Linked DNA regions of Homo sapiens: region 1 is linked to region 2. The links are chromatin loops, found by intact Hi-C in ENCODE. Cell type or tissue: Caco-2. All regions are shown on one strand. Links, peaks and the distances in the headings refer to the core of each region. The heading gives the core; the rest is flanking DNA. Region 1 overlaps SHANK2 (SH3 and multiple ankyrin repeat domains 2). Region 2 holds the start of SHANK2 (SH3 and multiple ankyrin repeat domains 2).

The links. A loop is a pair of places that touch in the nucleus more often than their neighbours do. Peaks named below come from ENCODE experiments on the same cell type or tissue, not always from the same donor. Only the 100,000 strongest peaks of a DNase experiment are listed, where the experiment ranks them.
Region 1: a loop joins it to region 2, with 5 times the contacts of the local background. A loop is called at or near these places in 2 of 110 quality-filtered maps.

The regions. Positions count from the first base shown.
Region 1 is chr11:71,078,513-71,094,945 of GRCh38, reverse strand. SHANK2 (SH3 and multiple ankyrin repeat domains 2) reads left to right here. Exons shown (of 26, transcript NM_012309.5): 7 at 258-409; 8 at 2,357-2,524. Among named protein-coding and RNA genes, the nearest start is that of SHANK2, 170 kb to the left of the region's middle. In Caco-2, for the core only: a CTCF peak has its summit at 7,967 (motif pointing left); a DNase peak (open chromatin) is centred at 7,965.
Region 2 is chr11:71,240,425-71,255,364 of GRCh38, reverse strand. It overlaps SHANK2 (SH3 and multiple ankyrin repeat domains 2), which reads left to right and starts at 2,788. Exons shown (of 26, transcript NM_012309.5): 1 at 2,788-2,940. RefSeq lists enhancers at 8,323-9,066, 9,067-9,810, 9,811-10,554, 10,555-11,299. In Caco-2, for the core only: a CTCF peak has its summit at 3,376; DNase peaks (open chromatin) are centred at 1,814, 2,074, 2,474, 2,804 and 6 weaker places; H3K4me3 peaks cover 3,466 bases.

The sequences.
Region 1 (16,433 bases), core at 3,564-11,563, 160 kb after region 2:
CAGCAGTCCTGTTGAATCCCTGCCTCTGCCACCGCTGTGTTGTACGCGTGGCCCTGCGTGTCACTGCATCGCACGGGGGTGCCTGAGCCACGCTGCCCGCCTGGACTCTTGGGGTTCCCAGGTGGTGGGAGCTGTAAACACCCTGGAGGTGGAGGAGGGGAGTCAGTTCTTTCAGCTTAGTTTTGGGCATCTGAATATGGCTTTGTGAGCAGTGTGACAAATGTTGGTTCTAAAGTGTGTGTGTTTGGGTTCCTCAGAGACCCCCCTGACCTTAGCCGCTCAGCTGGACGACTCTGTGGAGGTCATCAAAGCTCTCAAAAATGGTGGAGCTCACCTGGACTTCCGTGCCAAAGATGGGATGACCGCCCTACACAAAGCTGCCCGAGCGAGGAACCAAGTTGCCCTGAAGGTAAACTCGGGCCCATCTTACTTGGGTGCCACCCCGTGCTCTGATTCCGTGCGGCTGCCCCATCCCATCCCCGCAGTGCCCATCCTAGGGGGTCCGTGCACAGTGTTCCGGCCCACCCTAGGAGTCCGTGCACAGTGTTCCGGCTGGAGCTTGGAAGTGAAGCCAGGTTTCAGATTTTCCTGTTCTCTCTCCTGGTTGTCGATGCTTTCAGAATTAATGGTTCCCAAGAAGTCATCTTTCACCTTCTATTCAGTCAAGGGACTTGTCTTTTCAACCCGTAAGGCCAGTGGTGAACCCCAACCCCATCCACAGGAAGACTCACTCATGATCATGAGAGCAGCGCTGAGTGGGTGGTGTTAAGCCATTCCTGAGAATCCGCCCCCATGACCCATCACCTCCCTCCAGGCCCCACCCCCAGCACTGGGGGTTACAATTCGAATTGAGATTTGGGAGGGGACACAGAGCCACATGGTAGATCCCCCCAGCACCCTGTGGCGGGTCCGTGGGAGCCTGCCCTGTTGTGGGTTCCGCGCCTCACCTTCCCCTGCTGCTGTCTTACTGCTCCGTGCCCCTGCCTCACACTGCAGCCACGGCGCCTCTGGACAGGGTGGTGCACGCCCAGGCATCCTCCACCAGAGCCCACACCAGCAGGGATGGGACGTGCCGCTGCAGGTTGACCCCCAAGACGGGGGCCTCGCTGTCCCTAAAGTCTCAGGACTTTCACTTCATTTCAGCTGCACCCCTTCTGTTGGTGTGTGAGTCTGTTCCTGCGTTGCAATAAAGAAATGTGAGATCGGAGTAATTTATAAGAAGAGGTTTCATTGGCTCATGATTCTGCAGGCTGTACAGGAAGCAGAGCAGTTTCTGCTTCCAGGGAGGCCTCAGGAAGTTTCCAATCATGGTGGAAGGTGAAGCGGGAGCAGGCAGTTCCTGTGACCGGAGTGGGAGGAAGACAGAGAGGGAGGAGATGCCACACTTTTAAACAGTAGATCTCATGAGCACTCACTCACTATCACGAAAGCAGCACTGAGTGGGTGGTGTTAAGCCATTCCTGAGAATCCGCCCCCATGACCCATCACCTCCCATCAGGCCCCACCTCCAGCACTGGGGGTTACAATTTGAATTGAGATTTGAGTGGGGACGCAGAGCCACACCGTACCCGTTGGCTTCCTCGGAAATCAGGAGCATTCTTGAAGACGCGATGCTTGCTAGGTTCGCCACCCTCAGCGTGCGGAATGAGGTGGTTTTCCACTGGGCATGTAGGTTAAACCATGCACCTTTTCTCTCTTCCGCAAATGTTGCAGTCACTGTATTGCTGCCCATGCCACACCACTGGCACAAAATGTTGACCAGGCCGAGGAAGGGTCTGAGTGCTGCAGGTCTCCTCGTCTCCCAAATGTCAGCCTGCCCTGCATTTCTGGGCACTGTTTGCTATTTCAGAACTAGAAATGTAGTTGTCTAAAGTTATACCTGCCCCCCCCCCCCTTTATTTTTGAGACTGAGCTTTGCTCTTGTTGCCCAGGCTGGAGTGCAATGGTGCAATCTTGGATCACTGCAACCTCCACCTCCCAGGTTCAAGCAATTCTCCTGTCTCAGCCTCCCAAGTAGCTGGGATTACAGACACCTGCCACCACGCTGGCTATTTTTTTTGTATTTTTCATAGAGACAGGGTTTTGCCATGTTGGCCAGGCTGGTCTTGAACTCCTGACCCCGGGTGATCCACCTGCCTCAGCCTCCCAAAATGCTGGGATCATAGGCGTCAGCCACCACACCCGGCCAGGTTATACCCTTCTTAATTCTGGGGAGCCCAGGAGAAGCACTGGGTACTCAGGGTGTGGGTTGCCTTGACCTGGGGGAGGGTGGTCCTGGTGCTGCTTTCTGGATCACCTCACTCTGCAAAAGGGGTCATGAGACCAATAACGACGGCTTTCAATTTTTTTTTCCTAGACCCTTTTAGAGCTTGGTGCATCCCCAGATTATAAAGACAGTTACGGCCTCACCCCGCTGTATCACACAGCCATCGTCGGAGGTGATCCCTACTGCTGCGAGCTTCTCCTGCACGAACACGCCACTGTGTGCTGCAAAGATGAGAACGGCTGGCACGAGATCCACCAGGTACGTGGGCCCGCTTCTCCACTCTGTTGTACCCACGAACTGACTTCCCCTTCTCCTCCGATCCCGCAGATAAGCAGGGTGGCCCAAAGGTTAGATCCTGCCTTCAGGTATTTTGTTTGGCCTGCCCAGAGTTCCTGAAAATATGTGAATTAAAAATGATTTTAAAATGTGAACGTCAGTATTTGAAAACAGACACATTTGCATAGAAATAGACATTTCTGACTTCTCTGGAGAAACTGGAAGATGAGGCAAGGCTGCTGAGTTTCTGCACAGCAGGAGTGCCCTGCAGTTATGGGGTGGACGCCCCCTTCCCAGGAGCCCTGCCCTCTCCAAGTTCCCACCGTCCTGACAGGGCAGGATACCAGAAAGCACCGGTGTTTTCTGAGCACAGGTGAGCCCCAGGAAGTCCTGATTTGCACGCACGAGGGGCGTGTTTTTCAGGCCCAACCTTGCAACAGTTGGGTTAGGAGGTAGGTCAGCCTGGTCTTGGCAAGAAACAGATTTCACCGGCTGTCTCCAGTGAAAAGTCTTTACCTGATCAGGTAGAGGTGTGGACGGGGTTAAAGGCTGAGGACCCCATAGAAGAGCAGTCTTGGGGAGCCATCAGCACCTGTGAGCTGATGGGCAGGGAGAGGAGATGATGCTCCCGGGAGCAGGAGAGCCAGGGCTGAGGAGGGGGCCCGCAGGCCCATGTCAGGGAGGACTCAGGGAAGGAATATCTGCCTCTCTTCTCTTGGCTGAGCCCTGCCAGAGTTGGAGGACAGTGAGGGAGTGCTGTGGTGCAGGCTGCAGGCCAGGGTCTCCAGGCAGAGGGGTGAGGTGGGTCTGGGAGAGCTGATAGCACCTGTCTACCTAGGAGGTCAAGAGGAGGCTCTGGAACAGCAAGGGGAGGTCAAGGACAGAGGGCCCTGACTGGTTTCTTGCTTGGTTCTCTACACAGTGACTGCCATGGTTTCTCTGGCTACCTTGTGTTCTCCTCTGCCATTACCACCTTACACACCTGTAAGGGAGGTTATGCACTCTGCCCACTGTGGTCAGACTGGGCAGTGGGGGTGCCAGCAGGCCCCGCCCTCCCTGGGCTTTCTTGTGCTAGGTCAGTTCTGGTTCATCGTCGGCCCTGCAGCCTGGAGAAGCCCCTGTTCCTCCCGAGGGATGAGTAGGGGTCTGTGGGGCTGTTCATGGCAGCCCCCGGCCCACACCCAAGCTGGAGCCCGCAGGCAGGGAAGCAGTAATGACTGGTCTTTGGAAGTCCTCTTCCATGCACCCGCCATGAGATTTCTTGTCATTATTGTGCTTTTCTTTATGAAAAAGGAAAATAATTTTCCCCTGTGATCATTAATTTTATGTGTCAACTTGGCTAGGCTCTAGCTCCTAGATATTTGATCAAACAATATTCTAGTTGTTGCTGAGAAGGTGTTTTTTAAGATGGGATTAACATTTAAATCAGTGGACTTTGAGTTAAGCCGATGACCCTCCATGATGTGGGTGGGCCCCATCCAATGAGTTGAAGGCCTTAAGAGGAAAAAGACTGAGATCCCAAGAAAGAAGGAATTCTGCCAGAAAAAGACTCCAGATTCCCGCTGAACACTGCCCTGGGTCTCCAGCCTGCCCTGCAGATTTCAGACTTACAGCCTCCGTGATTGCATGAGCCAACTCTTTAAAATATTTCTATCTTTAATTTTATGTGTCTAAGCTCTAAACTTTTAAAAATTCTCTGCGTGCATATACATATATAACATATAAATGTATCTATGTACACAGACACACACACACACACACACACACACACACACACAGAGGTTGTGTTTCTCTGGAGAACCCTGGCTGATACACCCTGAATGTAGAAGCAGCAGGACACACACACACACACACACACACACAGAGGTTGTGTTTCTCTGGAGAGCCCTGGCTGATACACCCTGAATGTAGAAGCAGCAGGACACACACACACACACACACACACACACACACACACACACGTAGTGTTTCTCTGGAGAACCCTGGCTGATACACCCTGAATGTAGAAGCAGCAGGGGACACACACACACACACACACACACACACACACACAGAGGTTGTGTTTCTCTGGAGAGCCCTGGCTGATACACCCTGAATGTAGAAGCAGCAGGACACACACACACACACACACACACACACAGAGGTTGTGTTTCTCTGGAGAACCCTGGCTGATACACCCTGAATGTAGAAGCAGCAGGACACATACACACACACACACACACACACACACAGGTTGTGTTTCTCTGGAGAACCCTGGCTGATACACCCTGAATGTAGAAGCAGCAGGATACACACACACACACACACACACACACGTTCTGTGTCTCTGTAGAACCCTGACTGATATATCCTGAATGTGGAAGCAGCAGGTGAATTCTTGCACAGCACTCGGAGGTTTTTGGGTTGGGGGAGCTGCTTCCCCTCCTCAGTCTCCTGCCCTGCCCTCGCTTTGTCCCTGGTGGAAACTCGCCAGTGTTTCTGTCCTTGTTCCCTCCTCCTTCCTCCCCTTGACCTCTTCCCCCTTTGTCAACCAACGGTTCCAGCCCCAGATGGCCCTGCCATCCCTCGGCTGTGTGTCAGTGTCAGGCCTGGCCCTTCTGAGCCTCTCCACAGCATCTGGCCCTGGCCACGCTCATTCCCTGGCCCCCTCCTCATTTGTGTCTGAGCTGTTTCAGGGGGTCCCCAAGAGGTCTCCTGGCCTGACCACGCTCGCCTCTTCACGCCTGACCCACTTCCAGCCATTCCGGGTGCACCACAGACCCTACCCACTGCTAATGGGTGCTCATCAGCCACAAACGTCGTCTACTGGGTGTGAGCCCCAGCCATGTGTCTCGGTGTCCTGAATACACAGCCTGCAGCAGTGAACAGAAATGCCTGATGCAAGCCCCTGGTGTTCCCGTGGGGGGAAACCAGACATGAGATAGAAAGACGAACATAAATTACACACACACACACACTCGCACGCACGCATGTACATACAGGTCCACATGTGCGTGGACATGCTTCTGAGCAGGCCTGACAGTGTTCTGTATTTCTGGGCACTGGTGCTCATGCAGTGGCCATGCAGACGCTCACGCCCTGAGACATGGCCCCGTTCCTCTGCCCGTCTCCTCTCCTTGCTGCGCTTGGCTGTCAGCTCTGTGCTGGTGTTTTTGAGGCCAAGCCCGTCTGCATGGCGTGAGCTTCGGCTCCTGTTGAGGATGTGGAAGAGGCAGCTCCCGAAGGAGAATCTCAGCTGTGTTGGGAGCTGTCCCAAGCTTCCAAGGTGACCTGCTTGGAAAAGGGCAGTTCTTGGGACTGCCAAAGCGCTAATGAGCTTGGTTTTTAAAACTCACTAGGCTGATTTGAGGTCAAGGTCAAGTTCAGGACGAGGGGCGGCCCCTGGTGGGGTGGTGCAGTCACCCACAAGGTCAAGTTCAGGATGAGGGGAGGCCCCTGGTGGGGTGGTGCAGTCACCCACAAGGTCAAGTTCAGGACGAGGGGAGGCCTCTGGTGGGGTGGTGCAGTCACCCACAAGGTCAAGTTCAGGACGAGGGGAGGCCTCTGGTGGGGTGGTGCAGTCACCCACAAGGTCAAGTTCAGGACGAGGGGCAGCCCCTGGTGGGGTGGTGCAGTCACCCACAAGGTCAAGTTCAGGATGAGGGGCGGCCCCTGGTGGGGTGGTGCAGTCACCCACAAGGTCAAGTTCAGGATGAGGGGAGGCCCCTGGTGGGGTGGTGCAGTCACCCACGAGACATTTCTACCAGCAAACATGGCTGGGCGAGGGGCGGGAGTCATGGAACCCTGAACACCCACATCTTTCTCGAGTCTCACAGGGTCTCCACCGAACAGCTGCCGGCCCCCAGGGGACAAGGCTGAGTTGTGAGTCTCTAAGAGACATGGACGTTGGGGACGTCCCTCCCGCCTGGCCAAATGGATAATGAGTCTTGTTCTCAGTCAACTCAAAGTCGGTGATTCACGTGAACAGAACTGTCATTTGATGTCGCTGGATGACACCATAGAAACCACTCAATGTTGTTTGTGTGTTCAGGTGTGATGAGTTCTCCAGAAAAACAGAACCAATAGGGTGTGCACATGCATGCATGTGTGTGTGTGTACAGATACAGAATTTTTTAAAATAGTATTTTGAAGAATTGGCTCATGCAGTGGTGGAGCTGCAAGTCCAAAATCTGCAGGGCAGGCTGGAGACCCAGGAAGAGTTGATGCCGCTGCGGGGATCCTGTTTGTCTCTGGCAGAATCTCTTCCTCCTCAGGGGACCTCAGTCTTTTTTCTCTTGAGGCCTCCAACTGATTGGATGGGGCCCACCCACATTATGGAGAATCATCAATTTAGTCTACTGGTTTTGAGAGCAGTCACTGACTTCATGAAGACAGGAGCGCCCAAGGAAGAGGAAGGTTTAAATTCAGGTTTCCTTTAGTGAATGAGTCCTCCAGGCACAGGACAGAGGCGTCTCTTTGTAAAAATAGTCAAATGCAGCCAGGTGCGGTGGCTCACGCCTGTAATCCCAGCACTTTGGGAGGCTGAGGCAGGTGGATCACCTGAGGCCAGCAGTTCGAGACCAGCCTGGCCAACATGGTGAAACCCTGTCTTACTAAAAATACAAAAATTAGCCAAGTGTGGAGGTACCACGCCTGTAATTCCAGCTACTTGAGCGGCTGAGGCGTGCAAATCGCTTGAACCCAGCAGGCAGAGGTTATAGTGAGCCGATATTGCGCCACTGCACTTCAGCCTGGACAATAAGAGCAAAACTACAACAACAACAACAACAACAACAAAACCAGCTAAATGCGTATGGGACCCGAAGCTCGCTTGTTCTCTGTGAGAATGCCTGCTTGAATTTGTGTTTTCCAGACATGTCTTCCCTTTAGACATCACAGTGCTCTGGTTGCATTGCTGTTTTCCTGTTGAGCTCTGAAGGTGTGATGCAGGCTAAAACCTCCTTAAACGTGGAGTAGTTCACAGAGTCCTGAATCCAGCCGCCAGCCCTTTTGCCAGAATAGCCCCTGTGTCTCAACTTTGGGGATTCCTGGAGCTCCGTCCTTTCCCCTCCCACACCCCTCCTTTTTCCTTTTTCCTGCCCTCTCTCCCAACCAGGCAAATGTCTCCGGGCCCATCTCTCCAGCTGGCCCTGGGATGGAGGTAACGGTGGAGGCTGGCAGGAGCCCTGACCATCAGTCACTCACTGCAGCTCTCAGCTGTGACTCCTGGCCTGCAAAGGGCCAGGTTCTGTCCCTGAGGCCCTGCGCTTTGCATTCAGAGCCTGGCTGTCCCAGAGCCACCCGGCCACCTTGGTCCCGGGGCCTGAGCCTGTGCAGCTGCACTGGTACCTTGGAGGCTTGAGCTCTGGGGCAGTGCACCTGCTCCCACCTCAGCTTAGAAAATGTGGAGCAGGGTTTGGAAAGCCAGCCAGGTGCGTTCACTGCCCTCTGGTGGTCTGCTGCCTGTTCATGAAAGGCCCGGAAAGCCATTTTCTCCCCTGCTAAAGATTCTCAGTGATAATGTGAAGCAACTTTGCCTTCGCGAGCCTCCTCTCATTCATCTGCAGGGCCCTTGTGCCTATCAGATGATAAGGGACGGAGCAGATAAGGGATGGGTGCGGGTGCCCTGCACGGGCCTGCAGGAGCAGCGGACAGTGCCGCCTGCCTCCCAGATCATCCTCATAAGTGCTCACATTTACCCTGCCAAGTGGCCCGGTAAATGCCACAGTGCGGGTCTCAAGTCCATCTCTAGCAGGATCTCATCCTTCTCAGGGGACCTCAGTCTTAAGGCCTTCAACTGATTGGATGGGGCCCACTCAATATTATGGAGAATCATCTGCTTAACTCCAAGTCTAATGATATATATATTATTATATATAATATATTTATATATATTTATATTATATATTATATATAATAAATTATGTATTACATAATTATATAACAAATTATATATTACATAATTATATATAATATAATATATAAATTATAAATATATAATATGTATTATATATTATAAATAATATATCATATATCATATATTATAAATGTATATCATATATAATATAACATATACTATATCTTATATAACATATATAATATAACATATACTATATCTTATATAACATCTTATATAACATATATAATATAACATATATAATATATAACATATATAACATAATATATTATATAATTTAATATATTATATAACATAATATATTATATAATTTAATATATTATATAACATAATATATTATATAATTTAATATATTATATAACATAATATATTATATAATTTAATATATTATATAACATAATATATTATATAATTTAATATATTATATAACATAATATATTATATAATATATTATATAACATATTATATAATATATATAACATATAATATGTTATATATAATAATATATAACATAATATAATATATAACATAATATATATAATATATAACATAATATATATAACATATTAATATATAACAATTTATTATGTTATATTAATATATAATTAATATATATATTAAGGTTATATAAATATATAATATATTAAAATAACAATATATATTATTGTTGTATAATATTATTATATAATATAACATAATATATTATGTTGTATCATATATTATATAATATAAATATAATATATATTATATAACATAATATATTATATAATATATTATATTTTATATAATATAATATATATAACATATAATATGTTATATATTATATTATATATATAACATATATAATATAATATATAACATAATATATTATATATATTATAATATATAATATAATATATATTTAATATATATATTATATAATATATTATATAATATATATTTTATATAATATAATATGTTATATATTTTATATAATATAATATATAGCATATATAATATAACATATATATTATATATTATATAACATATATATTATATATATATATATATTTAAGATGGAGTCTTGCTCTGTTGCCCAGGCTGGGGTGAAGTGGGGCAATCTTGGCTGATTGCAACCTCCGCCTCCTGAGTTCAAGCAATTCTCTTGCCTCAGCCTCCCAAGTACCTGGGATTAGAGGCGTGTGCCACCACGCCCAGCTAATTTTGTATTTTTAGTAGAGACAGGGTTTCAACATGTTGGCTAGGCTTGTCTCGAACTCCTGACCTCAAGTGATCTGCCCTCCTCAACCTCCCAAAGTGCTGGGATTACAGGAGTGAGCCACCATGCCTAGCCTAAAGTCTACTGATTTTGAGAGCTGTCACTGATATCATTAAAACAGGAGTGCTCCTGGAAGAGGAACATTTAATTTCAGATTTCCTTTAATGAACAAACCCTTCCAGGCACATGACAGAGGCTTGTCTTTGTAAAAATGGTCAAATGTGTATAGGACCCGTAGCAAACCCAGGCACATGACAGAGGCTTGTCTTTGTAAAAATGGTCAAATGTGTATAGGACCCGTAGCAATTTGGGGGCATTCATTGTCCTGAGCTGCTTTAATTGCACTATGATTCTATATCCTCAGAGCTGGTTACTTCTCATTGCTGTTTCCCATATGAGTTCACAGGCCCAGAGAGGGCAGGTAACTTGCCCAAGGCCACGGAGCAAGCAGTTGGCTGAGCTGGATTCACTCCTGGCCTGTCTCTTACCAGAAGCCTGGTTCTCTATGCTGCCTGTAGGGTTCTCACATCCAAACCACTCACAGCACATTTGTGGCAGAAGAAATTACAGGGGCAGGTGGGTTTTCCTGGACCTCACTGGGCTGTGCCTGGCTCTGCCCTCTCGGGAGAAGCACCTCCGAGCTCTCAGGCTGATGGGCTTTGCATTTAAAGTCTGTGTCTCTGTTCTAGCACCTGGAGAATGGACAGCCCTGTCCCAGGGTTCTGGGCGTTCATCGTGTGGGAGAGCCTGCGCGGCCACAGCCAGGCCTGCTCACAGATGCTGCAGGTGTACTCCAGGGTTCCCCAGGCCGCTGCTTTCCCATCATTGTCTCAGGCCAGGTGCACATGGCCTAAGGACACATTTCAGATCCACCCTCCACTTCACACAGTGGGGATATGCCCCATCCCCACAGGCTGATGTTAGAAGAGCCCCATTTGAGCTCAGGCTGTCTGCAAATTATCTTAAAAGTTGTTATTCGGGCCGGGTGCGGTGGCTTATGCCTGTAATCGCAGCACTTTGGGAGACCAAGGCGGGCAGATCACGAGGTCAGGAGATCGAGACCATCCTGGCTAACACGGTGAAACCCCATCTCTACTAAAAATACAAAAAAAATTAGCAGCAAGTGATGGCTGGTGCCTGTAGACCCAGCTACTCGGGAGGCTGAGGCAGGAGAATGGCATGAACCCAGGAGGCAGAGCTTGCAGCGAGCTGAGACTGCGCCACTGCACTCCAGCCTGGGAGACAGAGCAAGACTCTGTCTCCCCCCCCCAAAAAAAAGTTGTTATTCAAATTACCCTGTTTTGTTTTGTTTTTGATTACCAAAAAATTACCCATGCATCATGGAAATCTTGGAAAATACAAAGAAGTATAAAGAAGCAAGTTAAGAAACACCCCAATGCATTCCCACAACCCAAGGACATCAGGGGTCAGATTTGGGGGTATTCATTCTGTATTTTTAATTGCTAAAGACTTTTACATCCACCGTGCAACTTCACAGCACGCTGGCCCTGGCCACAGGGGGTGTGGTCCTGGAGAGGATGCCGCTTGGTGAGGGATCCAGACCCTGCGTTTCCATGTGCTGAACCCCGGTACCTTCCTTGGGGCAAAGCCTGGCTCTCTCCCTCCCTCTCTGAGTTTGACTCAGTATCTTCGGGATGAGGGACTCTCCTCATGCTGTCTGTTGGCCATATTCTGGCCTGGGTGTTATGCAGCCTGGGGTTGCAAACCCACCTCATCGCTCGCTGGCTCACCTGAGCAAGTGCCCCACCCTCTCTGAGCTTGTGTGCTAATCTCTCAGGTTGGCTGAGTAACAGTTTGTAGAGCTCTGGAGACAGCTATGACAGAATTTACGTGAGGCATTTTCTGCAGTGCCCGGCATAGACCAGGTGCTTAATAAATGTCCCTATCATTATTGTCATCATCTGTCCCCCCATCATCATCCTCATTGTCATCATTGTCATCATCATGTGGCCACGTCTGACGTCATCATTAGAAGTAAATAATACATTAGGCTGGGCACAGGGGCTCACACTATAGTCCCAGCAGTTTGGGAGGCTGAGGCAGGCAGATCACTTGAGCCTAGAAGTTCAAAACCAGCCCAGCCAACATGGCAAAACTTGTCTCTACCAAAAATACAAAAATTAGGGCATGGTGGCACATTCCTGTAATCCCAGCTACTTTGGAGGCTGAGGTGGGAGGACCCCCTGAGCCTGGAGGTGGAGGCTGCAGTGAGCCAAGATTATGCCACTGTACTCCAGCCTGGGCAACCAGAGTGAGAACCTGTTTCAGAAGGGTTGGGGGGGGGGCGGGCGTTAAGAAACAATCCGTTGTATTCAGAGAGTGCCTACCACACCTGCTCCCAGCCCCTCGTTTGATTTTGCTCCCATTGTGCAATGGGTGTGACATCAGTCTGAATGTTGTTACTGGCTGCTATTTGTTATTTATCGCATTTAAATGAAGAGTGTCCGCCTTAAAGAAATAGTTTCGGGCCACAGTGACTTCTCCTCTCCTCCTGCTCCAGGCTGCCCCCTGCCCATCCCTGGCCGGATGCCCTCAGCTCTTGAGCCTCTCTGGGCCCCACGGCGAGGGGACAGGCCCCTGATCCTCCCAGGCCTGTGGGAGGTTCTTTGCTGGAGCCCCACGTTATGTCGTTCTGGGTCCAAGCTTTCTGGTTACCTTCCTGCCAGGGTGGGACTGTGTACAGCCCAGCGTGAGCTGCCTGGTAGAGATGGGAGTCAATGCTTGACTGGAAAGTTAGCATTTAGAATGGGATGGAGCCACATGGGTTGTGGTCTTCCTTCAGATTGAGGTTTTTCTAGTGTACTGTGGTACCCACCGTGTCCAGGTGCTGAGGCGATCACTGTCCATCTAGGTATCGAGGTGATTGCTGTGTCCAGGCCCCAAGATGACCATTGCCTAGGCACTGAGATGACCACTGTTCAGGCACCGCAGTGACCGCGGTGTCCAAGCCTGGGCTTGGTCACGGTAAGCACAATGCCAGGTAGCACAGGAAGGGCCAGCGTGAACAGCAGCCAGGTGGAGAGCCCAGGAGCTCCACAGTGCCAGCCAGGAGTGGCTCATTCTGGCCAGGGGACGTGGGAGCAGTGTTGGAACCAGGCTGTGGTGCTGGCAGGTGACCCTCAGATCTGGGCAGCTGGCATGCATTGGCTCCGGGGGGACATTGTGAACAGGGTTCTGGCCCTTTGTGCTGGCATGTGCTTGGCAGCCTTGGAACTGGGACCGAGCCTCACTGTGGGACGTGGGTGCTGGCAGGTACTGCACCTTTCCAGATGAGCACCTCCAGGGTGTGAGAGTGTGGGGTCCCTGCCAGGTGGCAGGACCAGAGCACGGGAGCCCTTCCCCGTGTCACTCTGGACCTGGGGCTCAGGGTCTGCCCCTGGGCACGAGCGGCCGAGCCTCTGTGGCCCCCGTGTCTGGAGCCGCAACAGTGAGCTGTGCTTTCAGGGGATCAGCTCTGAATTGACCTGGGAGGTCAGTTCCATATTCTGAGCCCCTCTGGCCTGGCAAGGTTCTGTTTGGAGAAGGAAGAGAGGCATCCTCTCTCTCTGAGCCTCCAGAGGGAATGAGGACCCTTGAGTACCTGCCTTCCCAGTCAGCCCTGACTCTTCAGGGACATGCGGGGAACAGGAGAGGGGATGGGTGAAGACCCCGAGACCAGCACCCCACCCTCTGCACTTTGGCAGGTCCTCTATCCTGCCCTCCTGACATAGGTGACATCTTTAAGAGACCTCATCTTTCCAAAAATCATGTTATGAGAGTGATGGGCTCCATGGGGAAGGTGGGCAAGGGCCGCAGCTTTATGTGGGAATGCCAGTCATCTCTCCTTTTGGAATTATAGCATGATGTCTTTTGTCTGTGATCATTTCAGGCTGAACAGCACACATTAGTAGACCCAAAGTGATTGTGTTTGCTGCATAGGGCTGCCACTGCAAAGTTCCTCAAACAATAGACATTCATTATCTCACAGTTCTGGAGGCTGGAGTCCCAAACGAAGGCGTCGCAGGGCTGGTTCCTCCTGAGTCCTCTCTCCTTGGCTTGCAGACACCGCCTTTTCTCTGCATCTTCACAGGGTCGTCCCTCTGTGTGTCTGTGTCCCCAGCTCCTCTTCTTATAAGGATACCAGCCAGGCCAGATGGGATTAGGGGCCCCCTAATGGCCTCATTTTAACTTAATCACCTCTCGAAAGACCCTCTTCACATACAGCCCCATGCGGAGGTACTGGGGGTGGGGACTCCAACGCATGAATGCTGCAGGGATGCAATTCAGCCCGCAACACCAACAAAACTGAACTAGCCACTTTCTGGTTTGCATCACAGCCCGTCCGCTGCCCGTGTTCCTGCATTCATTCAGGTGCATTGGCCTCCTTGACTACTGGGCCAGCAGGAAGACCACAGCCAGCCTTTGAAAACCGTGGTATGCGGGGCCACGGAGCAGCTGGTGGCTCAGGCCATGCGAGGGGGATTTGCTTGTGTTTGGACGAGACGTTGTTTCTCTACTGACGGGCAGCCCACTTCCTGACCCAGTGAGAGCCGAAATGATGTGACTCTTTGTTGTGTGGGCTGTGGTGTCTCTACCTCATGTCACAAGGCATATGTTTTGGGAGAAATGCCTAAGTGTGGTTGGGAACAATTTTGTTTGGGGCACAGAGCCAAGCAGAAGTGATAGGGGGTTCGTCTCAGCCGACCTGTGCTGCTCCCCTGCAGTGCAGTGACCTCCCCGCTGCTCTGGTTGCTGTGCTGGGCATTGCACAACCCCAGGTGGCGCCGTTCCTCTTGCCATAGTTTTAGGTCCTGTAGATGTATCACCAGTGTCCAGCAGGTGGCGTTAAATGGCTTGAAGGAAGGAGCACCCTTTTTTCTAATTCACACCAAGTCTTGTGGTTGCACAGGGCGGGTGGGACGCTAGGCATCGCTGGGGCAAACAGTCTCGAGGGGAGCCATCTCCAGGTGCCCCTGCCCAGGCCTCAGCAGGAGATTCAGAGGCAGCAGACATGGGTGGAGCCTCCCACACATGCATTTTCCAAAAAGCACCTCAGGAGAGTGGGTACGGGGTGCAGGTGTCAAGGGCAGTGTTTTGCCTTTCATCCCATTACTCTCCACCCTCCTATCACCCTCTCAGCTGTCTCAACAGCCAGAGACCAGACACCCTTTTCAAAATAAGAAAAGGAGGTTAGTGTTGCTTCTCTTGTGGGAGGATGAATTCCTTCTTTTAACACTTTGGTAGCTTTCAGTATCTTTGTGTCAAGCGAGTTCGTTCTTTCTTTCCTTCTTTCCCTCCTTCCCCACTTCCCTCTCCTCTCCTTCCCTCCCCTTCCTTCCCCTCCCCTCCCCTTCCTTCCCCTCCCCTCCCCTCCCTTCCCCTCCCCTCCCTTCCCCTCCCCTTCCTTCCCCTCCCTTTCCCTTTCCCTTTCTCTTTTTCTTTCTCTCTCTCTCTTCTCTCTCTTTCTTACTCTCTCTTTCTTTCTCTCTTTTCTCGGAGTCTCACTCTGTCTCCCAGGCTGGAGTGCAGTGGCGTGATCTTGGCTCACTGCAAGCTCCGCCTCCCGGGTTCACGCCATTCTCCCGCCTCAGCCTCCCAAGTAGCTGGGACTACAGGCACCCGCCACCACACCCGGCTAATTTTTTGTATTTTTAGTAGAGACGGGGTTTCACTGTGTTAGCCAGGATGGTCTCGATCTCCTGACCTCGTGATCCGCCCGCCTCGGCCTCCCAAAGTGCTGGGATTACAGGCATGAGCCACCACACCTGGCCTATTAACTTTCTTTTTAAAATTGTAAATTACTGTTTCCATTTCCAGCTTATAGAATAGTTGCAAGAATAGTACAAGGAACTCCCATATGCCCTCCACGCGGAGAGCACATTTGAGTGGTGACGGTGTCCCAGTAACATCCCTGATAGAAGAGGATCCAGCCTGGGACCTGCCTGGAGCCTTTCCATCTGGGAGACTCCCTCGGGCTTCCCTTAATTCCTATGGCTGTGACTGTTTTGAAGATTTTGGGGCGGTCATTTTGTTGGGTTTGCTCAGTGTTTGCTCGTGATGGGATCCAGCATATGCATTTGGCAGGAATGCCTTAGAAAGGATGCTGTGCTGTCAGCATCACACCTTCACGGGGATACATGGGGACCATTCGCCTGGTACTCATTGTGGAGGTCACACCGACCACCTAGTCAGGTGGGGTCTGTTGGGTTTCTCCTCTTTTGATGCAGGGCAGGTGAGCCCAAAAATGGGGGCTTAGCCCAGGAGGGCTCTTGGCTCCACCCAGGAAAGAATTCAAGGGCAGGATGGTGATGTTGGCAAAACCTTTATTGAAGCAGCTGTGAACAGCAGCAGAGACTGCTCCTTGCAGAGCAGGGCTGCCCCAGAGGCAGTGTACCCAAAGCAGCAGCTCAGAGGCCGGGCTGCACTCACATTTATACCCACTTTTAATTACATGCAAATTATGGGGCAGGTTCTGCAGGAATTGCTAGGAAAAGGGTGGTAACTTCTGAGTCGTCAGGCCATTGCCAGGGAAAGGGGTGGTAACTTCTGGGTGTTGCCATGGCAACAGTAAACTGATGTGGCACACTGATGGGCGTGTCTTATGGAAAGCTGCTTCTGCCCCGCCCTGTTTTAGCTAGTCCTCAGTTTGGTCCGGTGTCTGAGTCCCGCTTCCTGAGTCCCACCTCCTGCCTTACTTTGCTCCTTTGTAATTAATAGATCTTGTTTGGTGATCTTTG
Region 2 (14,940 bases), core at 1-8,000:
CTCCAACTATTAATACATTAAGCCCCAAACCCAGGAGCTTCTCTGGGAGAAAGGGACTGCTGCTGAAGGCAGTGAGCATCTGGGTTAATCTAAGCCACAAAATATTTATAATGTTTTCCCCAGGACCAAAAAGGTGGCTATATCTCACATCCCTGATGGTATGGTGTCCCAGTTTCCAGTTCTCTATAAAACAGTTACTCTTCCCAGAAAGTCCTAGCGTGCTCAGGACCACACAGCGTGTACTCCACAGATGTGGCTGATGGTTTCATGGTTCAGGTTGGACAAGAAAAAAAGACAAGATGACCAGATGGAAAAGCTTACTCCTTTCTGCAAAACCTGGTGAATCCTGGAAGGCAGCTTCCAGAAACAAAACCGGAGGGTTCTGAAACCAGGAAGCCAGGAGGGTCATGTCTTCTTTTCCTAAACTGAACCTAAAACAAGGCACTTGGTGGTGTGTGTGGCTATGGGCCCCCCAGAAATTAGAATGCCAAAAGAGGTCCTACTTCAAATGAGCGGCGGGGGGTAGGTGTTCCCCTCAACCTGAGATGCCCGCTCAGAGCGTTAAGATGTGAATAAAGGCACTGTGGCAGCATTATCTGACCCTGAACCTTTTCATAAGAGCCTTTTTTTTTGGCTGTCAATACTTTTAGTTGACACATAATTGTACGTATTTATGGGTCCAGTGTGAGATGTTGATACACGTATGCAATGTGTAATGATCAAATTAGGGAAATTAGTGTATCCATCACCTGTAACCTTGATTTTCTTTGTTTTGGGATCATAAGAGATTTTTACAGACTTGAAGGATGTTGCTTCATCGGAGCACAAGGCTGAACTGGATATCTCTAAACAGACACAAAGAAACTGGGGCGTAAGCAGGATGCTGTCCTTAAAATGCCGAATGTCGGGGCTCTCACACAGCGCTCTTGTTGGCTAACAGATCAGAAAGACTGGAGGGGGATGGCCCAAGGGGTGTCCACTTGGGTGGAAGGCTGGCAGAGGCCTGCGTCCCTAGGGAAGTATTTCTTGGAGATAGCATAATGGCATCGGTCTTAAACCTTGCATGGAGATAGCCGAAAAATGTTCACAATTGAACTGTGACCAGCTGCCTGGTCTATCTGCAGCAGTGGTTCTAGAAACCTAGGAAGGGGTGTTCCAGGGGTGGGAATCTGGTGAGAGGAGGGAAATATCCTGAGGATAGGTCTTTGAGCTGGGTTTGCAGGGTAAATACACCACTTTATTCAGATGACTTGCCTTCTTTGGTGGGGAGGGTACTGATGGACTGTTATGGAAAGGTAGAGCCCCCACCCCCACTCCCTGCAACCCAGGTCTTGCATCTGCCACCGGCCAACCCAAAGAACATCCGATTGTCCTGCTCACACCTCTCCCAGGCACCCCAGCTTCCATGCCAAACAAAGGATGCCTGCAGGATCCTGTCAGGGCGTCCTTCTTCCTGTTTTGGGGATTATTATTTTTTGATTGATTGACTCCTTTATTCATTCAACAAATATTTTATCAAGTGTATGCTTAAGGAAGCAGCGACGAGAAAGACATTTACATAAGGCAGCTGCCCTCAAGGAGTTACAATATTTATTCCATGTGTGTCCTGAAATATTCAGGCCCCAAACACAACTTTTTTTTTTTTAACCTAAGTGCTTTTAAAGACTTCTTTGAAATGTGGGACAATTATGCAAGCTGAAAAAAAAAAGTATCTAGAGCAAATATTTAACTTTGCCTTTGGTATGTTGAAGTCACCAGCCCATGCAAACCTCTCAGGCATGTCCTGTAAGATAGACTGACTTACACACACACACACACACACACTCACTCTATGTAGGGGGCACAGTTAGGGGTTTGCATAATGCCGGGCTCCAGGGTTCTGGAGACAGTTCTACTCCACAGCTTGGACTCTGATCCCCACCCACACCTTCCAGAATACTGGAAAACTCAGAACACAGAGACCTCAAGAGCTTACTCAGAAACACGCAGCTCGTACTGGGGGAGACTCCCAGTGAATGATTAAGGCCTTGAGAAAATCTATCAGCCGATGGCTCACACGGCGGCCACAGCTCCAAGCTCAGGACCCGCCCCTTTGGGCTTCCGCAAACCTAGCAATCCGGAGTCCTGGATAATAACAGGATTCCTGGAGTCTCCGGAGGGTGCCTTTGGCCTCTGGGATTCACCCGAGCCGTTGGCTTTTGCTCCCCCCACCCCACCCCCTGGCTTTTCTTGGCTTGGAGGGCAGCTGGCGGAGATACCGTTGTGCACCCCTGGGCGGAAGGCGCCCCAGAACTGGTGGCCTGGGCAGCAGACGCCGGCGTATCACCCGGGTACAAAGTTTTCGTTTGCTCTGCAAACGTTTTGATGTGCAGGCAGCCTCTATTTCCAAATCCTATTATTATAAATACTCTGTGGCGGGAGCCAGCTGCGTTCGGGATAACCGTGCAGACCGAACCGGACTTTACAAAAATCAGGGACTTTCTCGTCCGCCGGCTTTGGCCAGGGAGGGGGAGGTCCGTGAGCCACGCAGCCCGGGGCGGGGCAGAGGCGGCCAGGGCGCCCCGCGGTCTCCCGGGGTTGCCACAACAGACCCCACGCGCACGCCCGAGCCGCAGCCGCGGGCGGGAGCGGGGTCGGGGCGGGGGACTGAGGTCCGCGGCGTGGGCGGGGGTGGGGGTCCAGGTCGGGTCGCCCGCGGGTCCTGGGCCGCACGCGTCCTTTCGGCGGCGAGAGGGCCCCTCCCCCACCCTCGCCGGAGCCAGCTCCCGCGCCGGGCGGGGCCGGGTCCTTCCCCACCCCCTGCACCTGAGCCGCGGCGGCGGCTCCTGAGCTCCGGCGGGGCTGGGCGCGGCGCCGCTCGGGTTCCCGCGGCCGATCCAGGTGTGCGCGGACGCTGGCGCTCCCGGGGGGCTCGGACCCGCCCCCGACTCGCCGAGCCAGGTGAGGCGGCGGCCGGGGACGCAGGGCGCGGGCCGGGGAGGACGGGAGGTGGCCCTTGGGCACCCGATCCTGCTCACTGACGGCATTTTGGGGGCATCTCGATTCCGGGAGCACCAACTACCGGGTAAGCGCAGTCCTGGACCCAGAGAGGCTGGAGAGGTGGGCGCTGGGGGGAGTGAGCCGCGTGTCCAGGTGGGGGTCGATTTTCCGTAGAGAGCCCTTCCCCCTGCATGCCTTTCTTCCCGGGCAGGGGCCGGTGTCGAAAGCTTTGGAAGCGGCGTGGGGGCAGAGCGCAGGAAGGAGCCCCCGCTTTATCTCCTGCGCGCATGGACCACGTAGTCTCTGGCGCGTCCTGCCCCTTCCTCTGGAACAGCGCGTGTGGCGCGACCTCCCCCGCTCTCCCGGGGTCTCCTTGCCCCGGGTCACCGCCCGCCAGCCCTAGGACCCGGGCCAGCGAGCCCAGCGGAGGAGCCGGCGCGGGGCCGCCAGGTGGCGCGCGGGGGCGGAGACCCGAACCGTGGCCGCCAGGTCCCCCGAGACCCCGCTGCGGTCACCCTGGCCCTGCACGCAGAGCTCCCATCCAGGCGCGCGCGGCGGCAGCAGCAGCTGTCGCGGAGAGGCCGGGGCCGGCGCGCCTGGTGCGGGCCCGGGGGTGGCGGGTCGGGCGCCCAGGTCCCGGGGGTCGCGCTGAGCCACAGCCGGGTGCCCGACCCCGGCCCGCCGTGCTCACCAGCTGGGATAGGGAGACCCGGCGGGCGCAGCCCGGCCGCCACCGTCCGTGAATTATGCAGGAAGCTGGCACCGGCGCGCTCGAGTTGATCAAGTTTCCCTGGCAACTTTCGCCCGGGCATCCCTCCTCCCCGGCGGCCGGGCAGCTCCGCCCGCCCAGCCCGCGGCCCAGGCGCCTCCACCGGGTGGCCCCGGCCCCGGGCGCCAGGCGCGGGGACCGCTCCCAGAGACGCCGACAGCGCACTCGTCACTTGGGCTGGAGCCGCCGGACTGAGCCAGCAGGTGCGACCACCGCAGCGGGCCTCGCCGCCCGGGTTCGGGGGGATGCGGGGGCTGGGGTGGACCTCGCCGCCAGGGTTCTGGGGCTTGGCGTGGGGGTGCAGCGCGGCGCCCTCCAGGCGGGTCTGCGTGCGGACACCCTGCTCGAGGTGGGTGGGCGCGTGGGCGAGGCTTGCCTTTCCGTGGGGCTGGAGCACCCAGAGGGAGAAAGGGTGGTGCAGGTGACCGTGGGTTTTCGCAGCCGATCTTTTAAAGGGGCTCGGGGCGCCTGGAACTGAGAAGGCGCTCGAGCCAGGCAGGTGAGGGGTGGGTGGTGGGGGGGTCAGGCGAAAGTACGTAAGGCTCTCGGGGGCTGGCAGCTGCTGGCAGGGGCCTGGGCGTCCTCAGAGGCCATCCGAAAATAAAGTGGTTTTCGGGTGGAAATTCGAGGTTGTAAATTGGATAGTTGAGTGACCTCTTTTTCGTTTGAAACTCAAGTTCGAACGTTAATGAGGCCAATCAGCTAATTAAGCTTCCAGATCCAGAGAGGTAATTTCGGAAGTCCCCCGGTGGGGGAGGGCGATTTGATCTCTATCTGGGATGTGGGCCTCGGTTTTGCCGACCCAGCCACAAGGGAAGTTCTGCGCCCCTGGAAAAGGACCTGGCAGATTCAGCCTTAACCCCGGTGCCCTGCGGTCCGCATCACATAGTTAGTGACGCCCTTCTGTGCACTAGGAACCGAGCCTGGTGCCCCAGAGGGTTCAGCAGGTCCAGAACAGCCCCGGGCCGATTGCTTTTGGAGTTTTCCAACTACTTGTGGGTTGGAAACAAGGTTGAGGGTCCTAATAGGGTTGAGCCTGTGGGGGTGGAGTGAGGAGAGCGAGCTCGGCCCCCATCTGGGTTCAGTGTTAATTCTGAGGGAAAGCCGTCGTGTCTGCTCTAAGAGGGGGATTGGTAGGTGGGAGCTGTGGGTTTCTATGCCGGATGTCACTGTCCTCTGAGGGGGCTTGAGGGAGACTCTTGTCCTGATAGGAATCTGGGTGTCCCAGTAGTGCCTGAATGATTCAGCTCCTGGGAAGCACTGTCTATATAAGGCCTCTGATTCCATTATTACACCCAGGAATTCCTTGTTTTCCTGGAAGGAAGAATTGGGTGGAAAGCTTGGTGCTTCTTTGGGTCCCTTTGGAAGGAGGTTGGAATTCAAGTATCAAAGGTAACTCTTTACAAGTAGGTGATTTCACCTATAAAGATGATCCCAGAGGGCTCGGTTGACAGCACTTGGCTGCTTTTAACAAATTAGATTCCCCCCCACCCCCGGGGAGGGGGGCGGTCTGTTGGGGGGATCTTTCTGTGTACTGTCTCCAAGTACAGTCTGCTATAGAAAACCGTATTCCTATTTGGGTGAGTTTCAAGATTTTCATTCATTCATTTCTTCATTCAGGTGCTTAGGGTTGTATGCAGGGCCATGCTGGCTTCTAGGGGTCTTGGTCTAGGCCTGGGCTTGGGGAGCCAGGTGATATCAGATGTGAGTGCTGCCCAGAGGAAGGTAAAGGGATTCTGAGACCGCATTGCATTTTATATTTCATTAGTGACGAGGAAAAGGATGGGAGAGAAAAACGGGCCGGGAATTAACCAGTATACAGAAACACACTCCTAAAAATGGCTCTTTATAGGAAGGCAGTGCTTTAGCATACTTGCCTTACTTCCAAATACGTAACAGAGTTGCAGACGAGAGAGTTCTGGGATCCCCGTCAGTCCCGATGAGGACTTTTCTAAAGTGGGGCTCAGCTTGGGAGTTGCTGCAGGGCCTGAGGTTGTGCCTCCTACTCTGAAAGAGTTCTGGGCCTGGACACCTGAGGTCTTACCTGCCTGCAATTCCAGCCTCCTGCTTTGTAAACTCAAGCCGGAGCTTTCACCTGGGGCTGTTGTACCTGGAGTCTGAGGGCCCCTCCTTGGGGCAGCAGGGAGGGTGTGGCTGAGAAAAACCAGTGGAAATGGACGCGCACAGCCTCTTCAGGAGCCTCCACTTCTCCTGTAACTGGGACTGTGAGCCCCAGGGAGGGACCCTTGAGAATCTTCTTGCCTCCACATGACCTCCAGCAAAGTTCTTGACCCTGTCCGTTTCTATAGACTGGGGAATTTGTGGAAGAAAGGGAAGGAGAGGGGAGAAGGGAGGATCGCTCCAGACAAAGGCGGGTCTTTTCCATCTCTGGAGTCCCCCACCCCTTGCCATTCACCTGGGCACCGGGAGAATGAATCACTTGTTGAGAGGCTGTAAGCATATTGAGTGCAGGGCTTGGAGCCTGCAGCCCCCCAGGGCTAAGTGACCTTTGTGACTTGGCCACTGCACCTAACCTCCCACCCAAAATGAGAGGCCTGTCATTCTCTCATGGTCAGAGGATATCTAGGGTGTATTTGTTTCTTTCCGCGTGAATAATCATCTGAGGGCCTGCTGCCACATCCAAGCCTGGACTGGCCACAAGGGCTGCCTCCGGGAGCTTCTAGGATAATGGGGAGGAAGAGGCGTGACTGGACAGTCCAGTTAGTCCGTGTTGTGACAGGGCTTGTGATGGAGGTGAGCATCGAGTGCTGCAGGGCATAGAAAGGGTCCCCAACCCAGCGTGGGGTGGGGTGGGGGGATACAAACCCTTGGAAGAGGTCTGGGTTGTTTGATTGCATCCTCCTGGGACTGAACATGGGCCTTTGGCAGAATGACCCAGTCCTTGTTCCCAGGGTGGGGACAGAGCCACCCGCTAGTCACAATAATAACGTCAGGAGCTGCAGCGCAGGTAGTGAGACTCTCACCGAGCATTTTCCTTTTGATTGGCATTAGTGCCACACTCTTGCTATTTATTCCCTCAGTAAATCTCAGAAGTCCAATGAGCCAGCTCCGATTCATTACGATTCCCATTTCACAGATCAGAAGCTTGAAGCTCAGAGGAGTGAAGCCGCTTGCCTTAGCCCACACAGCTAGTGGGTAGGGGAGCCCTTGACCCCACACCGCCCGGTGGTTAAATGCACGCTGCCCAGCTGGAGAAAGCCGCCAGGCAGCGGTTAGAAAATTAGTCTTCTGGTTCCCGTGCTGTGAAATCGCGCTGCGGTCAGCAGGTGAAAACCAGTTTCTCATCATACTTCTTGATGTGCCCCACGTTTTCCATTGTTGAAGGCAGATTCAAGGACTGGTTTGATGCCGCTGATGGACGGCTGTCTCCTTGGCCATGGCGCCAGTACTGATGCTGGGCTTTGGGGTACAGTCGCCTCTGATGCAAGCCTTCCCTGCATTCTAGGGTTTCTGTTCTTTGCAGGGCGGGGGACAATGGGCCCATGCCCACTACCCAGAGCCTGCCCTGGGTTTAGGGACCATAGCCTGGGTCTCTCTGGATGCACATATGCCGGGGATGGGCCTTCAGGGAGGGACTGGCTGAAACGCAGCTCGCTCCCTGGGAGATTAAGTTCTTAAAAGCCTGTGGGGCTGCCAGGAGTTTGCTGGCAGCAGCAGGGACATGCTGGGCTCCCCGATTGGCTGCCAGATGTCATTGCCAAACCCGGCACTGCACCAGAGCACGACTGGGGACAGTGTTTTAAAATTGTCCTTGCTGGGTATGGTAGCGACTCTGGGGTTAGCTCAGTGAGGGGCGTGTGAATGGAATTAGGCCACAAACTCCCAATCTGAGGCTGCAGATTCCAAATGGTGGAATGCAGAAGGGCTCCTGGCTCCCCGTCCCAGAAATTCTGCTGCAGCAGAAAGGCAGCACGGGAGCTCCCCCAGAGGGAGAGGAAGATCAGCTGGAGCAGCCCTGAGTTGCTGGACTTAGAAAGGCCTCACCAGAGACCCCCCAGGAGGCGTGCATTAGAGGTCATAAGCACTGCAGCTCTGCCATGGCCCTGCTGGGCTGGGGCCTGCCTCTTCCATTTTTTTTTTTTTGTCTGTCCCTGAAAGTGTTGTTTTTTTTAAAAAAAACAGCTTGTTCTCTCATACATTTTCTGCAACAATTTTTTATGAAAAATTCAAATATCCAGCAAAGCTGAAACAATTGCCAGTAAACTCCTTTCAGATTGTGCCATTCATCATTTACCAAGCTTCTCACACATTTTAAAGTCAACGTCTAAAATTTTTCTTTATAGGTTTAAATATTTGTAAAGGCTACGGTACCTCTGTGAGGTAAATATCGATATTTTAAAAGGAACTGTTGCCTGACTCTTTACCCACTGTGATATAAACCCATCGTGACTCACAGCCACTTTTTCTTGACGGATACGTAAGTGAGCTTTAGGACATTTTCATCGTTCTTTTCTTGAATTTATACAGCCACTTCCCCAAAGAATTTTATCCTAATGTAATAGACTTTTATGCTCATGGGTCTTTTATTAATCAACCTAGCATACTTCTCTGCACGAAAAATATACATAAATTGACTTTCATAAAATTTCCCATGACCTGGAGTTGCTAAGTATTTAAAAAAATTACTTCTGAATTGAAAAAGCTGTACAGTCATTGCTGGGGCGCAGTTGGTCAAAAACTATAAATATATTACAGATTTTTAGAAATGGAAAAGGGGAGCTGTTACTGGAGCTGCCTCTCTGAGTGAGAAGGCAGTGGGTGTTTTTGGTGTTTTAATTGAAGCCCTAGTTGCATTAGCCCTTTTGTTTTGGTATCAGGAGGGCCCTTCACCTGGAGCTGCACCACCCCCTCACCAGCTTCCGGGGGATAGCTATGCCTTTCTTATGTAAAAGAGCCTCAGGGATGTTAGGGAGGGGAGGTGGGCAGGGGATCCAAGGCCTTTCTCCACTGAGCAATTTCAGGAAAGACTTGGCTACCCTTTAGACTGAGCTGGGTCTACGTGGAAAGGGTCCTTGCACCTCAGTTTGAAGCCCCCTGCAAGGGAGATCTTAGTTCACAAGATTACACCTGTACTCAAGGTCCTGCAGGTGATTCTTACCTGGGGACAGTGATGATACTTACGTGAAGGCAGTGACATGTGATGCCAGGTGTGTGCTCTGCATACTGCCAGGCTTTGCTGCCTCCCTGCAGACTTGGGGGTGTCCTGCCCCACGTCTTCCTCACTCCGGCTCATCAGTCCCCTCCTCTTCTCAAGGAGAATCCAGAGTCAGCACCTAGAGTCCTCGGTGGGGGTGGGGAATGGCCAAGAGTCTGGACAGCTGGCAGTCTGCTCCCTGGTCCACTGGGGTGGGTCCTGGGAGGCTTAGGGCCCAAGGAATGGGGTGCAGGGCATCCTGGGTTTCCAGACCTGGAGCTGACACAGACTTCCGGGCTCCTGGGAGGTGGGAAATGAGCTTCCAAGCCTGTCTTTCCTGAAAATCCTGCCCTGGATTCCTTCCCTGGGGAGAATGCAGGCTTCCTGGGGAGTGGAGGGGGATGCTTCTGTGGCCTCATTTGTACCCCTGAGAGCATAGGGCTCAGCCGTTCCTGTCCATGTTTTTCCTGCCACCCCGCACAAATGTCCCTGGGATTTGAAGAATCTGCTCCACTCCCCTCTTCCCGTACAGGGGCCTGCAAACTAGAGGCATTTGCCCCTGGGCCAGCCGGGCTCCTGTCTGACCCCTCCTCACGAGGTGGACAGGTCCCCCAGGAAAGGGACCACGCCTTGCTCCTGTCTGCATTTCAAGGTCCTACAGTGGCCCCAAGCATGGACCAGGGGACTTTGGCAGGGGAAGATACTGACCCGATGGCGTCGCTACTGCCCCTCGTCTTGGTTCTGGACTTTCCCTCCCTCGAGGGTCATTCAGCTCCAGTGGCTGAACTTGCCGAAGGTCGTGTGGCCCAGCTGGGATCCACACCTGGCGGCTGCCCACTCCACCGTGCAGAAGAAGGCACCGGTCGCTTCCCCGGCCTCCAGATTGCCTCCTGGGTGGCACACCAGTTTATTTTTCTGTTCACTTTCAGGTAAAGCAGATGAGGTAGCACAGTGGTTGTCAGACTTCTAGCTTAAGGAATCTTTTTTGCTCTCTTAGCATTTTGAAGGACCCAGAAGCTTTTTATGTATGAGCACGAATCTATTGTTATTTACGCTATTAGAATTTACAAATATCTAATTATTAATGCATTTAAAAATAGTAATAAACTCATGACATGTTGGTATAAATAATGTGTTTTTATGGATAACAACTATTTTCAAAATAAGAAAAACACTTGGTGAGGCCGGTCGAGGTGGCTCAGGCCTGTAATCCCAGCACTTTGGGAGGCTGAGGCAGGAGGATTGCTTGAGGCCAGGAATTTGAGACCAGCCTAGGCAATATAATGAGACCCCATCTCTACAAAAAATAAAAAATTAGCCAGGTGTAGTGGCACGCACCTGTGGTCCCAGCTACTCAGGAAGCTGAGGTGGGAGGATTACCTGAGCCTGAGAGGTCGATGTTGCAGTGAGCCGTGATCACGCCACTGTACTCTAGCCTGGGTGACAGAGTGAGGAAAAAAAATAGTGCAGTGGCTCACACCTGTAACCCCAGCACTTTGGGAGGCCGAGACGGGTGGATCACTTGAGGTCAGGAGTTCGAGACCAGCCTGGCCAAAATGGTGAAACCCCATCTCCACTAAAAATACAAAAATTAGCCAGGCACAGTGGGGCACACTTGTAGTCCCAGCTACTCAGAAGGCTAAGGCACAAGAGATCACTTGAACCCGGCAGGCGGAGGTTGCAGTGAGCCAAGATTGCCCCACTGCACTCTAGCCTGGGCAACAGAGTGACAGTCCATCTCAACAACAACAAAAAAACACTTGGTGAGAAGAGTGGCATTGTTTAACATTTTTGTGGTCTTTTTGCTGTGAGGTTTAATGGAAGACAGCTGGGTTCCCGTATCTGCTCCTGCAGTCAGCTTGTTGCAATATCACAAGTTTTGTAGCTTCCGTTGTGCACTTGGGAGAGGATGAGCTTGAAAAAGCAGCTCCCATCTCAGTGTTATGATGAGAATGGTTTGACTTCATAGATCTCTCGAATAGGCTGGTTCCCGGGGCTGCACGCTGAGAGCCTCTGGGAGGAGCGTGTGATCCGCCTTGTCAGTGCATGGGTCCCGTTTGAAAGCTGGCTGTGCCATGTGGTCCAAAGGGTGCTTTGAATGATGCATGTACCTTTTCTTGTCGTTCAGGATATGTCTGTGGAGTTTAGTCAGGGGCTTCAGACAGCCACCAGCTGGTTCCGACCCCAGGGGCAGGCCCTCTGATTGTGGGGTCTAGGATGGTGGGAGCATGCAGAGGCACCTTCCAGGCTGTGGGGTCAAGGAGGCTGGCAGAGCCTAAGGCAGTTTAGGAGACTCTGAGAGAGCAGCCTGGCCAATTTATAGAGTGAGGCAGGCTTGCAAGTGTAGACAGGAGAGTGGAGAGGACTTTGTAGGTGTCTGGCTGCCCAAGGAAGCCTATAGTTTTCTTTTGAAGTCTGGTTTTGGTATCAGAGTAATACTGGCCTCATAAGATGACTTGGGAAGCATTGTCTTCCATTTTTTTCTGAAAAGTTTATGCAAAATTGGCCTTCATTCTTCTTTAAATGTTTGGTAGAATTCACCAATAAAGCCATCTGGGCCTAGGCTTTTCTTTGTGAAAACTTTTAAAATTATTGATTGGATCTCTGCTTGTCATAGGTCTTTTTAGATTTTCTGTTTCTTCTTGAGTCAAGTTTGTTAGTTTGTGTCCCACCAGAAATGTGTCCACTTCATGTGAGTTTCTCTAATGTGGTTGCTATGTAGTTGTTTGTAGCACCGTCTCATTATTATTATTGTTATTATTTTTTTGAGACAGAGTCTTGCTCTGTTGCCTAGGCTGGAGTGCAGTGGCGTGATCTCAGCTCACTGCAAGCTCCGCCTCCCGGGCTTACACCATTCTCTTGACTCAGCCTCCCGAGTAGCTGGCACTACAGGCGCCCACCACCAGGCCCAACTAATTTTTTTGTATTTTTAGTAGAGACGGGGTTTCACCGTGCTAGCCAGGATGGTCTTGATCTCCTGACCTCGTGATCCGCCCGCCTCAGCCTCCCAAAGTTCTGGGATTACAGGCATCAGCCACCACGCCCGGCCTGACTCCTTTTAATTCTGTAAGTTGGTAATAATGTCCCTTCTTTCATTCCTGAGTTTGGTAATTTGAGTCTTCCCTTCTTTTCTTGATCATTTCAGCTCAGGTTTGTAAATTTCGTTGATCTTTTCAAATAACCAACTTGTAGTTTCATTGATTTTCTTTATTGCTTTTCTAGCTTAGATTTCATTAACTTCAGCCCTAACCTTTATTATTTCCTTCCTTCTGCTAGCTCAGTTTCAGTTTCCCGTTCTTTTTCTGACTCTCACAAGGTGGAAGGTTTTGGTTATTGATTTGAGATTTTTCTTCTTTTTAACATAGACATTTACAGATCTGAATTTCCTTTAAGTACTGCTTTAGTTGTATTCCATAAGTTTTGATGTGTTTTGTCTTCTTTTTCACTCGTTTCAAAGTGTTTTCCAATTTCCCCGTGGTTTATTCTCTGACCCATTGGCTATTTAGATGTCTGTTTAATTTCCACATATTTGTGCATTTGTAAAATAAATTTCGAATTTCATTCTATTGTGGTTGGAGAACATTATTTGTATAATTTCAGTCCTGCTGATGTTTAATGAGGCTGTTTTATAGCCGGGCATGAGGCCTCTCCTGGAGAATGTTCCACGTGCCCTTGAGAAGAATGAGTATTCTGCCGTCTTTTGTGGCATGTGCTGCAGGTGTCTGCTAGGCTGCTCTAGACTCTGGGATACAACAGTGAACCAGACAGACAAATATTTCTGCCCTTGTAGGGTCGACATCCTCGCCAGGGGAGCAAACAATAATTAAAGGAGATCATAAATAAGCAGTGATGTAGTGTGGGAGGAAAGGAGAGCTTGCTGGTGGGGGCTGGGAGCCAGGGGGGCTGCTGTTTTAGCAGGATGGTCGGGGTGAGCTGCATTGAGGTAGCGGTCCTTGAGCAAACACTTAAAGGAGGTAAAGGAAGCGGTGTGTGATACAGGAAGAGTTCAGTGGAAATTGAGAGCACTTTTTTTCCCAATGCACATTTTATAAATTGTGCAAAATACCTATAACATAAAAAGTTACCCTTTTCACCATTTTTAGGTGTGTAGTTCTGAGGCATTAAGGATGCTCATCGTGCTCTGCAGCCATCGTCACCATGTATCTGTAGAACTCTTCAGCTTGCAGAACTGAAACTACGTCCCCACTAAACACTAGCAAACCAGCCCCCTTCTCCCAGCCCCTGGCGACCACCAGTCTGTTTTCTGTCTCTTTGACTTCTGTAGGGACCTCATCCAAGTGGAATCATGCAGTGTTTGTCTTTTTGAGTCTGGCTTAATTCACTCAGCATAATGTTCTCAAGCCTCATCCATGTTGTAGCGTGTGTCAGAATTTCCTTCCTTTTTGTGGCTGAGTAATATTCCATTGTGTGGATGGGCCACATTTTGTTTATACATTCATCCATCCTTGAGGACCTGGGTGGCTTCACCCTCTGGCTGTTGTGAATAATGCTACTGCGAACATGGTTGTGCAAGTATCTTGAGTCCTTGCTTTTAGAAAACACCTTCAAAAGCAGCGTCCAGCCCCAGGCCCGTCTGGTCTTGAGATACTAAAGCTGAGATCTTTTACCCACTCGCTCCAGCCTAGGCTGCTTTCTCACAGAAGGAGGCCCCACCTTTCTTCATGGGTCTCAGGAGAAAGTAGGGGTGACCCTGAGTGTGGGAGAAATTGTGGGACATGACTCCTTCCCATGTCTGGTGTCTTCCAGTGAGGCAAGGTGCTGCTCCCTGGGAACCTGGTGGGGGTGTCTCATCTTTGTGGGTTCAGCCCCAGCCTAGAGCTGGATCCCAAGAAAAACAGGGACCAGAGACAGTAGCAGGGGGGAGAGTGTCTCCTGCAAAATGTAGCTGATTAACTGATTAGATGCTTTCCGGTTGCCTCATGATCTTAAACGCAGGCTGATTGTGCAATGGGTCATTTGCTGATCTCATATGCAGTTGCTGGCGAAGGTACGTGTTTGTTTGTCCCATGGGGCCTTGGGTCGCCTGTGTGGGGCAGGGGAAGCGGGGCTTCCGGGCACTTCCCGCTCGCTGGAAGCTTTGCCTTGATGTTTCCTTAATAGTCACTTAAAAAAATCCACCCTGAGTTGATCATGTAGCTCAGTTTATACATTCTATGGAATGGTTAACCGCATTTTATTCTTTCTCTTCCTGTTGACATTTGGGTTGTTTTCAGGATCTTGTTCTTTCAGACTGTGCTGCAGGGAACATTCTTCTATGCAGGGCTGGCGGGGCTTCCCCGGGTACCTCCTTAGAGGAGAAGTTGCCTAGCCCGGGGCTTTCACCGTGCACAGAGCTAGCTTTCACCAGTGTTCTCAAATTGCTTTCCCAGGGGTTGTACCAAGTTACAATCCCACCCACATGGTGTGAGAACTCCCTGGGCCCCTCCTCCTCAGCAAGACTTGGTATTTCCTGATATTTACCAGTCTAATGCGTGGGAAATGGTGTCTCCTTTTAACTTGCATTTTCTCTGATTCATAGAAAGCTGCTCCCAGTTCCGGTTCATCGACCACTCAGCTTTCCATTTTCTGAATGGACCTCCGTGGCTCAAGCAATCCTCTCACCTCAGCCTCCCAAGGAGTTGGGACCACAGACACACAGACTACAGGTGCACACCACCACACCTGGCTAATTGTTTTTTTAGAGGGGTCTCCCTGTGTTGCCCAGGCTGGCCTCAAACTCCTGAGCTCAAGCGATCCTCCCACCTCAGCCTCCCAAAGTGTTGGTATTTACAGGCATGAGCCCCCATGCCCAGCCCATTTTATTTTTTTGATGTGTCTCCTAGGAAATTTAAAATTACATTTGTGACTCCAATTATATTGCTATGGGGCAGCCTGGATTTGTAACCTTCATTCTCTAGGGGCTGGGGTCTGCCCCTTCTTGCTTGGCCCCCTGGCCTGCAGTGTCCCCGCCTCCACCGCCACCTTCTCACCCTTGAAGGGAGCCCCCTTCCTGCTGATGTGCTTCCTTTGAGTTAGC